2 separate regions of the Homo sapiens genome follow, and region 1 is linked to region 2. A link is a contact called in ENCODE POLR2A ChIA-PET data. All regions are on one chromosome and are shown on one strand. Each heading gives the region's core, a stretch centred on a gene start or an enhancer-like site at or near the end of the contact. The rest is flanking DNA. Distances are from core to core; before and after follow the strand shown. Region 1 holds the start of NFKB2 (nuclear factor kappa B subunit 2). Region 2 holds the start of PAX2 (paired box 2).

The links. ChIA-PET counts read pairs that join two places held with the same protein, here RNA polymerase II (POLR2A).
Region 1: POLR2A ChIA-PET joins it to region 2 with 13 read pairs in Panc1. The contact joins the promoter of NFKB2 here to the promoter of PAX2 in region 2. POLR2A ChIA-PET finds 5 or more read pairs at or near these places in 2 of 52 experiments (Panc1 and activated B cell).

What each region holds. Positions count from the first base shown.
Region 1 is chr10:102,394,410-102,398,731 of GRCh38, reverse strand. It overlaps NFKB2 (nuclear factor kappa B subunit 2), which reads right to left and starts at 3,027. Exons shown (of 23, transcript NM_001322934.2): 1 at 2,936-3,027; 2 at 2,752-2,844; 3 at 2,398-2,479; 4 at 2,243-2,283; 5 at 1,909-2,007; 6 at 1,677-1,828; 7 at 1,324-1,430; 8 at 1,047-1,205; 9 at 647-751; 10 at 435-520; 11 at 209-347. The coding sequence starts at 2,772. RefSeq lists enhancers at 666-960, 2,432-2,551, 2,962-3,011, 4,062-4,322.
Region 2 is chr10:100,743,001-100,747,921 of GRCh38, reverse strand. PAX2 (paired box 2) reads right to left here and starts at 2,340. Exons shown (of 10, transcript NM_000278.5): 1 at 1,619-2,340. The coding sequence starts at 1,661. RefSeq lists enhancers at 1,608-2,149, 3,249-3,298.

The sequences.
Region 1 (4,322 bases), core at 1,778-4,277, 1.7 Mb before region 2:
CAGAGGAAAATGAGATTGAGCCCAGTTATTGTGTCATGCCTCAGGGGCCCTTCCCAGAAGAGCCCTCAGGGCCGGCTCCTAGGAAGCACCTCCTGGGACCCTCGCACTTCTGACTTGGCTCATGCATCCCCACATCTAGCTCTTGGGACCTTCTTCTAGCCCAGCCTGGCCCCCCGCCAGCACCCTGAGGTCCTCAGCCCAGCTCCACCTTCCACCAGAGGGTAATAGGTGAACTGTTTGGAATCAGACACGTCCCCTCCTCGCTTGCGTTTCAGTTGCAGAAACACTGTTACAGGCCGCTCAATCTTCATCTTGTGATAGGGGGGTGTCCGGAACACAATGGCATACTGGGGGGTGCAGGGAGACACAGGGTGTCAGTGAGTCCTTAGCCTAATTTAGCCCCCAGCCCGGGCCCGGGCCCTAGCCCTGGGTACCTGTTTATGCACATCTGTGGGAGAGAAGTCCCCAAAGGCCTGCCATCCATTCTCATCATCCTCATAGAACCGAACCTCAATGTCATCTACAAGGAAAACGGAAGCTTGGCCACAGCTCCCGGTGGAATCTCTGGGGCCATTTACCCTAGAGCTTCCCTGGCCCCAGTCTTATACTCGATGTCCTTGGTGCCCAAAGTGGGCTCCAGTCTCACCTTTCTGCACCTTGTCACAAAGCAGATAAACTTCATCTCCACCCCGCACAGAGCCTGCTGTCTTGTCCATTCGAGAAATCTTCAGGTTTGATGCCCCCGGAGATTCTATGGAGTGGGATATGGATTAGTTGAGATGATGCAATAGCCAAGGCCACATTTAAGAAGCTGGGGGCTTTGTATTCCTTATCTCAGCAACCCCTGGAGCTGCAGGAAACACCCAATATACACATTTACTAAAGACAGAAGCTTCGGGGGGGAAATGACTTGCTCAGGATCACTCAGCTCATATGTGGCAGGGCCAGGTTCTGAAACCTGGGTCTGTTTGACTGCACAGCTTGAGGTCACCCCTCATGCCACCTCTGCCACCAGGCCTGGCACCCCAGGCAATCAGGATACTCACTGCTGTCATGGATGGGCTGGGAGATGACTGGCTTCAGGGGCAGGGAGAAGGAGCCATCACTGGCTCTAAGGAAGGCAGAGAAGCGCAGCCGCACTATACTCAGATCCATCACCTTCTTCAGTTCTTTGGCCTCTTGCTCCAGCTCCCGCTGCTCGGCCTCTGGGCAGTAGGTACATGTGTGACCCCTGGGCTTCTCCCTCCCTGCTCCTTCCATGAGCACCTCCCATGACCCACCCACCCCCTGCACCCATACCCGACCCACCCCCTGCACCCATACCCGTAAGGCCCTGGGGCCTAGAGCGGAGCCGCTGCCTCTGAAGTTTTTGTATCATAGTCCCCATCATGTTCTTCTTAGTCACATGCAGGACACCCAGGTTGTTAAATCTGAGAAGAGAGAATCGGAGGCCTTTGGCCATGCAGTTCTTTCTTCCTGAGGCACCTTTCCCATTGCCAGGGCTCAGCTCAGCCTTACTTCCTCAAGGAAGCCATTGGAGTTTCTACTTAGGCCCTTGGGTTTGGGGCCAACCTACATCTTTCCCCTTGGTCAGATGCTAAGCTCATGGAGGTGGGCTGGGGCCTGGGACTGGCAGACGGGCATACCAGTGGGGGCCAGGCGTAGAGGGCACCTACTGGGCAGTCATGTCCTTGGGCCCCACAGAAACGGCGCAGATCCCCAGCTCCGAGCATTGCTTGCCCACCAGACTGTGGGCATGAGCACGAGGTGGGTCACTGTGTGTTACCAGGTCCACCTCGATCTTGGCTGGTCCCTCGTAGTTACAGATCTAGGAGAGGCAGGGACTGTCAGTCAGGGCCTTGGGCATGCTGTCCACTTAGCCCACCCTCCAGCACCATCCTGGCTCACCTTGACAGTGGGATAGGTCTTTCGGCCCTTCTCACTGGAGGCACCGGGCAGTCCTCCATGGGAGGGGCCTTCACAGCCATATCGAAATCGGAAGCCTCTCTGAAGGTCCAAGGGCATAGTAGCATTGTGATCAGGGAAGACCACCCAGGCCAGCAGTGACCGCAGTGCCTGGTAGTAGCCCTGAACCAAACTACAGCACTCTGATCAGCAGCAGTGACCATCCAATCCCCTGTGGCCTCCTTCGGCAATGGCTCCTCCATGGCCAGCCAGCTACCACTACCCCATTTGTCCCCAAAGCTGAAGCCATTCCACACCCTCCCTTTTGCTCACTCACCTGCTTAGGCTGTTCCACGATCACCAGGTAGGGGCCATCAGCTGGGGACAGAGAGACCTTGCTGAGCCACGATCTCCCAGCCCCTCCCCCAGAGAGAGGGCACATGCTCTCCCTCCCCCGCTTTAGGACTAGGGGAGGTTAGTGAACTTGCTGACCTGTTTCTGGGGCTGGCTCCTTGGGTTCCACAATGGAGGAGTTCAATTTGAAATCATCATATTCAATAATACCATCCAGACCCTGGTTTGGAGACAGACTGGGGGTGGCATCCGACTCTCAGCACCCCCCACAGCCCCACCTCCCATCTCCAAGTCTTCAGTGGTCACTCCCCCCTCCTCCTCAGACCCAAGAGAAAGCTCCTTTTGGAGGCAGAGTTGCAGACAGATGGACAGACTGGCAGGCTGAGAGCATCTGCGAGCATACAGGTGTAAGGCAGCAGAGGGGGCTCGGGCAGACAGGTGGACAGACACGAGGGGCAGCCGGCCGGGTCAGGGGCAGGCGGCATGACTCACTGGGTTGTAGCAACTCTCCATGTCTCTGGGCTAGGCCCGGCTCTGTCTAGTGGCTCCGGCCAGGTTCTGCTTCCCAGAATTTTAGACGCCCGCCTAAAGTTGGGAGGAGTGGCGTGGGGGAGGGGGTCAGATCTAAATGGGGGTGGGCGGGAGATGGGGGCCCAGATTTGGGGGAGGGTCCGACCTCCTCCAGCCGCCTGTCCGGGTGTGGCGGGTGAGATCCGGTGGAGAGCGAGATCCGGAGTTGGGCTTGGCCGGGGAAGGGGCAGGAAAGTTAGAGCAGCTTAGGAAAGTCCCGAAAATACCAAGGGGAGGCGGGGCCGGAGGGGGCGGGCCTGGAAATGACGCCACTGGCCCCGCCCTCGCGACGGGAGGGGCGGGAGGCCCTCGACAGTCTACGGGCTCCCGCTGCTTTTCAGCGGGCAGAGGTCTAGGAGAATCCGGGAAGCCCCGGTGGGGGTTAAGCCCCCTCCTCCCTCCAGGGCAGGGAACAGGAGGGTCTTTCACGGCCGGGAGGAGGCTGGCAGTCTGGGGCCAAGTCCGCCTCCCGCTCCCCTCCCCCGGTCTGGAGCAACCTTGGGATTTTCTGCCAGGAGGGAGGCCACGGCTGATAAACCCCGGGGGCTTTTGGGGGGACATTCCTGCTGTCGGACGGCCTCCCCTTCGAACAGCCTGTAGGCGGGGGCTCTTTCCTGTGGGAGGCCCCGGGGTTCTGCCCCGAGAACGCGATTCTGGGGCTGCGGGAAAAGTGTCTCCTCCTCGGAGTGGGCTCTTTTCTCTCTCTCCCAAACCTCACAACAGCAGCTGGTCCCACACCGCACCGGTTCTGGGCGCGCAGGCGACAGGGAGATCTCTGCACGCTCCCCCCCCCCCCCCCCCACCTAATACAAGAGTGTGTCTCCATCACAGCTCCACAAGTGTGTTTCGGCTGTAGTGCTTGGTTGCATGTTGTGTGTCCATGGCGTCAACATGAGTGTGCAAGCGAGCATGTGTGTAGATAGGTGAATCCCGAGCTTCTCAGTGTGGGTGTGTGTCAGCGCCTGTCTTGATGTACGGACACGGGTGAGCGTATCTTGAGTTTGTGCGTGAAGGGTGTGGGTGCAGGCACCAGTGCACCGGTGGGCACGTCTCCGTGTGCATGTGTGTGCGAGTGCGACTGCACGGACGCTGCCGTGTGTGCGCCAGCACAGGTACAGGTGTACGTACGGGTCCGCGTATCTTTGTACAACGGTGTCGACGTGGATCCGAGTGTCGTCGCCTGCGCGCCCTTTCCGGCTGTGTGCAGCTGCTGCTCTCCAGCCCCAGGCGCTGTCCGCTAAAGGCCCTCCTCCCTCTTTTCTCTTGTCCCGGCCACCCAGGGGTCTGAATCCAGCCACTCACCGTGGCGGCGGCTCTGGTTGCGGCTTCTCTCCGCGCCCGACCCACCTGGGACCGGTCGCGACACCTCGCCTGCCAGCAGGGCTCAGGGCCGGGAAAGCCCCTTCTCGGCCCCCCGGAGGGGGGAATTCCCATGACGTTTCCGTGCGTCACGCCTCGCGCCCTTTTTCATTGGCTGAAAGTTTAACTCTGGA
Region 2 (4,921 bases), core at 1,091-3,590:
AGCCAGGACTCGGCGGACCCCCGGCGGAATCCGCAAAAAAGGAGAACGAGAGCTGTGGCAGCGGGCCGCGAGGCAGGCTGGCTGGGCGAAAACGGCGTGTGGACCCGGTTCCACTCCTCCCGAAAAGGACCGAGGCTTTCCGGCCCGCTCGCCGAGACCCGCGGAGGCCTGATGCCCTCGGCGCGGCTTTCCTGCGCTTGGAAATTACTTAGAAAAATATATTTTATCCCAGAAGTATTTTTAAACGCCCCCCCCAACCCCCGCAACGCTAAATATATGATTAGCGAAAAACACAGCTCTCCCTCCTCGGCTCTCTTGTCCTAAACACAGGTCCAAGCCGGGTCTAAAGTTTCCTTGTGAAAAGTTACAAATTATCCTTAATTATTAATCTGCAGATAGGGAGGAGTTTTCTATTTAGAATTTTAGCTTTTAAAAAAAAAAGCCTGCAAAAAAAATCTCAGAATAGTTTTTCAAGCTAAAGACATGGCATAAATTCAAATTTTATTAAAATAATTCCCTCTTTTCTCTATTTTTTTCTCCCTTCTCCCTTTTCTTCTGTAACATCATGTCAACTTTCTTTCTTTAATTTCCTTTCCCGTGTTTGGATTTCTCTTTTCCTTTCTCCTCAGCTTTGGCATTTGCTTTCCTTTTGTTCTTTCCCCCTCATTTTTTGCTCTTTGCTGACCCCCTGGCCAGGTTGCTGGCTGCGTGATCCTCAATGGGGAGTCGGCAGTCTAGGCAAGGAGCCTCCAGAGCTGAGAGCAGAGCTGCACTCTGCCGGGGGCCCACCTGGAAGGCTGCGCTGCTGGCTCTCTCCCTGACTTCGATTTCTTCTCGGAGCCCCTCTTTGTTTTTAGAGCATCCCCCAGGCAGAGGCAGGGAAAGATGACCATCGTGTCTTGACAACCTGGGATTCCCAATGTGAAGGGAAGGGAAGGCAAGGGAAGGGGGGTGGGAAAGAAAGGAAGAGGAAGAAAATATTTCAAACCAACCCACAAGAAGCCTATGCTGGGCTGGAAGGGCCTGGAGATGCTGAGAGATGAGGGTCAGAAGGGGGCACCCCACCCCCACACTCTTCTGCCCAATTGTCCTGACACTGAGGCTGAATACTCTTGGAGTCTCCTGGACCCCACGACTCTTAAGTTTGAGAAAGATAAAGATGTGGGGAGACAGGAGAGGGAGGCAAACAGAGGAAGAGAGAAAGAGAGAAAAGACAGAGAAAACAACAAAACAACACCCTGAAAACTGCCTGCTAATTTGCCCCCCAGCCCAGGGCAAGAGGCTGACTAGGGAGAGGGTGGCTGGAACCAGGGCTCCGAGGCCGTGGATCCCATGACCTAAGAAGGAGCGGATAGAAAGAGCAAAGGCAGGTGATAGGGATCAGGGAAGGTAGGAAGGCAGGCAGACAGAGAGGTAAGAATGGGTGACAGAAGGCAGGAGAGAAACTGGAGGCATTAGAAACACCGGGCGAGGGAGAGAAAGAACGAAAAGAGGGACCAGAAGCCAGGGAGGCCTCCAAGATGGGACCTGAGCGCGAGGGGCCGGGGCCACGCTGGGACTGGACAGGGTTGGGACGGAGAGCCCCGAGCCGGGACAGGAGCCGGGCGCCGGTACTCACGGTGCATCGCGGAGAAGGGGTCTGCTTTGCAGTGCATATCCATGGGGAGGCAGAGGAGCGGGAGCAGCGCGGCCGCCGCCGCCGTGTCGCCTCTCAAACTCAACTTCAGGACTTGAGGAGAAAAGGGAGGGACGGTGGGGGAGGGAGGATGAGTGAACGCCCGGCTGCTGCGGGGCGCGCGGGGGCGGGGGGCGCAGCACTGCGCTCCCCGCTGGGGCTCCTCCGGGTTGGCCGGAGCTTGCAACTGCAGTAGCCGCAACTTGCCACTGTCGGGGCTCGGGGCTGGGCGGTCAGCAGAATGGCCCCGGGGCGGTGGGCCGGGCCGGGGTGCACTGGGGGCGCATGGCTCGCGCTGCAGCTGCAGCCAGGGCTGAAGCTGGGCGGGGGAGGCGACTCGCTCAGCTCCCCTGGAACCTGGTCATCCGAGAGGCGGTGGTCGGAGAGCGCGCGGGGCGGGGGCGGTCAGAGGGCGCCGGGAGGGGAGCCGGGCCTCTCCAAGTGCTGGCGAGTTGGCGAAGTTGGCAGAGAAGTAGCAATCCCGGGGATGTCCGAGGTGGCGCCTGCGGGAGGGGAGCGCGCGGGCCAGGCCCCCGCCCCCGGAAAAGGCAGGCGCACGCCGCCGCGGCCGAAGGGCCGGGAGGGAGGGAGGGAGCCGAGCGGCGCTGGCAGCTCTGGGCTGGCCCCAGGTGGGTTGCGGCTGCGAGAAGACTCGGCCGGAGACTGGAGCCTCGGCTCCCGGTGTGTGTCTCTCTAAAAGCTGCAAAGCCCCCTCCAGACCTCCTCCCCCTCCCCGCGCCGGGAGATGGATGACTTGTCAGACAAAGGCAATAGATTCCACCACTCTGTGATTCGCCAGCGCTGGAGCCCCGAGCTTCGGCGAGGAGGGCCCCGAGCCTGTCACTCCGGTGCCGGCTAGGGGAGGGCAGGGGAGGGAGAAATGGGAGGGAGGGAGGGAGGGAGCAGCCGGCGAAGGAAGAGGGAGGGAGGGGAGCGGACCGGGGGAGGGGGAATGGGAGCCCGGGATTAAAACTACACTGAGAAACGAAACTCGCCGATAAGATAAACGCTAGATAAGGATAAAGAGCGGTCAGTCTAATGAATATTCAGGTAACGACAGAGGGCCTCGGAGCGCGCTGCGCTGTGAAGCCGGGCTCTCAGTTCTAACTCGCCCAGCCCTGCCATCCACTGGCCAGTGCCCGCCTGGGCCGCGCGGCCCCGGGCCCAGTGCGCATCCCTAGCCCCAACCCCACCACCCTCGGCTCTGAGTTCCCTTCCGTTCCTTCCCGGCTCTTCCTTCCTCTCTTTCTGGTCCTTCCCTTTGGCCTTTCCCTCCGGAGGTACCTTCCCACCCACGCACCCCCCACTTCTCATTCCACGGAAAAGTGTCCAGCAGTTTGTCTTGTCCCCTCCCGTTCCACGCGACTGTGCGCAGGGCCTCCCCAGTCCCCTTGCCCACCGGGTCTGGGCAGTCCAGAACGCTTGGTTCAGAATCGAGCTGAAGACCTCCGGCGAGTACCCACCTGCCTCGGTGGGACCCAGCGGATGGCGGGAGAGCCGGGGGACTTGGTTTCTGAACCCTCGGGTGACTGGGAAGGGGGTACAGGGGAGGGAAACAGTGCGGAGCTGCAGGTCGCTGGCGGCAGAGGATGTGGGAGACGAGGCTGGCTCTCCCCGGCTGGGGAGAAGAGGAGGCTGCGGACGCGGCTGAGCGCCGCCCGCTGCTAGCTCGGTGGATCCGGGGCGAGCGCAGGAGGCGCAACCACGGGGACGTCCCCACTCCTGCCGGAGCCTCCGCAGCTCTCTCTGGCACTAGCTCCCTTGCTCGCTGGGGTCCGCTCGCACGCACCAGGCAGAAGAAGCCCTTTGTCTCCTAACTGGTTAAGTACAGAATATCCGGGAGATCTTCATGAAATATTTTCCCTCGTCTCATAAATCATCTTGGCACTTCAGCTGATGTTTTAACTCTCTCTCCCTCCTTCGCTCCCTCCCCCCGCTTCCCTGGGTCTGCGAAAGGGCGGCTCGGCGAAGCTTGCGCAGCGCTCTTGCAGCCCGAATCCGAGATTCCTCCAGCCCCCGTCTGCAGCTCCGGGCGCCCCGCGGAAGCGCGGCGGACTCGCGCTCCCCTCCCTCTGGCCGGAGCCTGGGCGGCAGATACCATGGGGAGAGATGCACCTGCCTGACTCAGCCTAACTACTACTACTGGGCGTCTTGTACCCGGGTTTTTGGGATGCCCTTATTCCTCAGGAGGAGCTCAGGCCAGGCTCAGCGGGACGAGGTTCTGAGCCTCTCACTCCTGTGGGGCCTGGGTCCGCTGGGATCCTGGCATTTGCCCTCCCTCCTGTATCCTCCAGAGCCCAATAAGCTTAATCCACCTGCGGGGTAAAGTCTGGGAGGAAAACACTCCTCACCGCCTGCCCCTCCCAGCCCCTATCCCACTTCCCTTGGGTGGCTAGGCAGGTTGGTTCCCTTGGGCTAGAGGTTGAAGACGCAGGGCCTAGCCTCTAAGGTCAGTCTCTTCCTCTTGAGGCCTGCAGATGGCGCTCCCGGGTTTGCTTTGGCCTCACAACCCCACGAACACGCACTAACTTCGTGTAGGGACCGAAGAAGGAAAACAGTTCGGGCAGCCGAAAAGTAACAGCTCCCAGGCCAGAGTGCAAGGGATCTCAGGTGGTATTAGCTAGCACAGCCTTGGCTTTCCCCTCTGGGAAGTAATTAACCCAGAACTGGGGTGAAAGGAACGTTGAGAAAGGGTCCTTATTTAGAGGAGCTCAGAACTAAAGTAACCTTTGCCCCAGGTCTCTCCAAGTTGGTCATCCAGGAATTTGTCTCGGGGTGTGTGAACTATTGAAGGAAGAAAGCTGTGAGTAAACCCCCCCCCTTCCACACAGACACAGATTTTTCTAGAACCAGCTAGACATGTCCCTATGTTACAAGTACCATGAAATGTGGGTGCCCACAACAAGCATTTTCACATGTTGGGCGAGAAGGATTTTCCATTTTGTAGAGAAGGGGACTTAATGCGCCAAGTGTGCTGGAAGTTGTCCTCACACACCTGTCCTTCACATGCACCTTCTGAGGAGTAAAGACCCTTCTGATAGTCCCATTCCCAGGTAGCCCCTGAGAGTCCCCCCTGCTCCTGGGATCGTCTCCCCAGCACTGCACTAGCTGGACACTCACTCTTCCGCCAGGCCGGCTCCTGGCCGCTTCCCCATTAGCTCCAGCCCATTCCTGGGTCTAGAGAGTCAAAGAGTAATGCTCCCTGGAGATTAGGAACCCCTTTTCTCCAAAGCTCTGCCTTCTCCT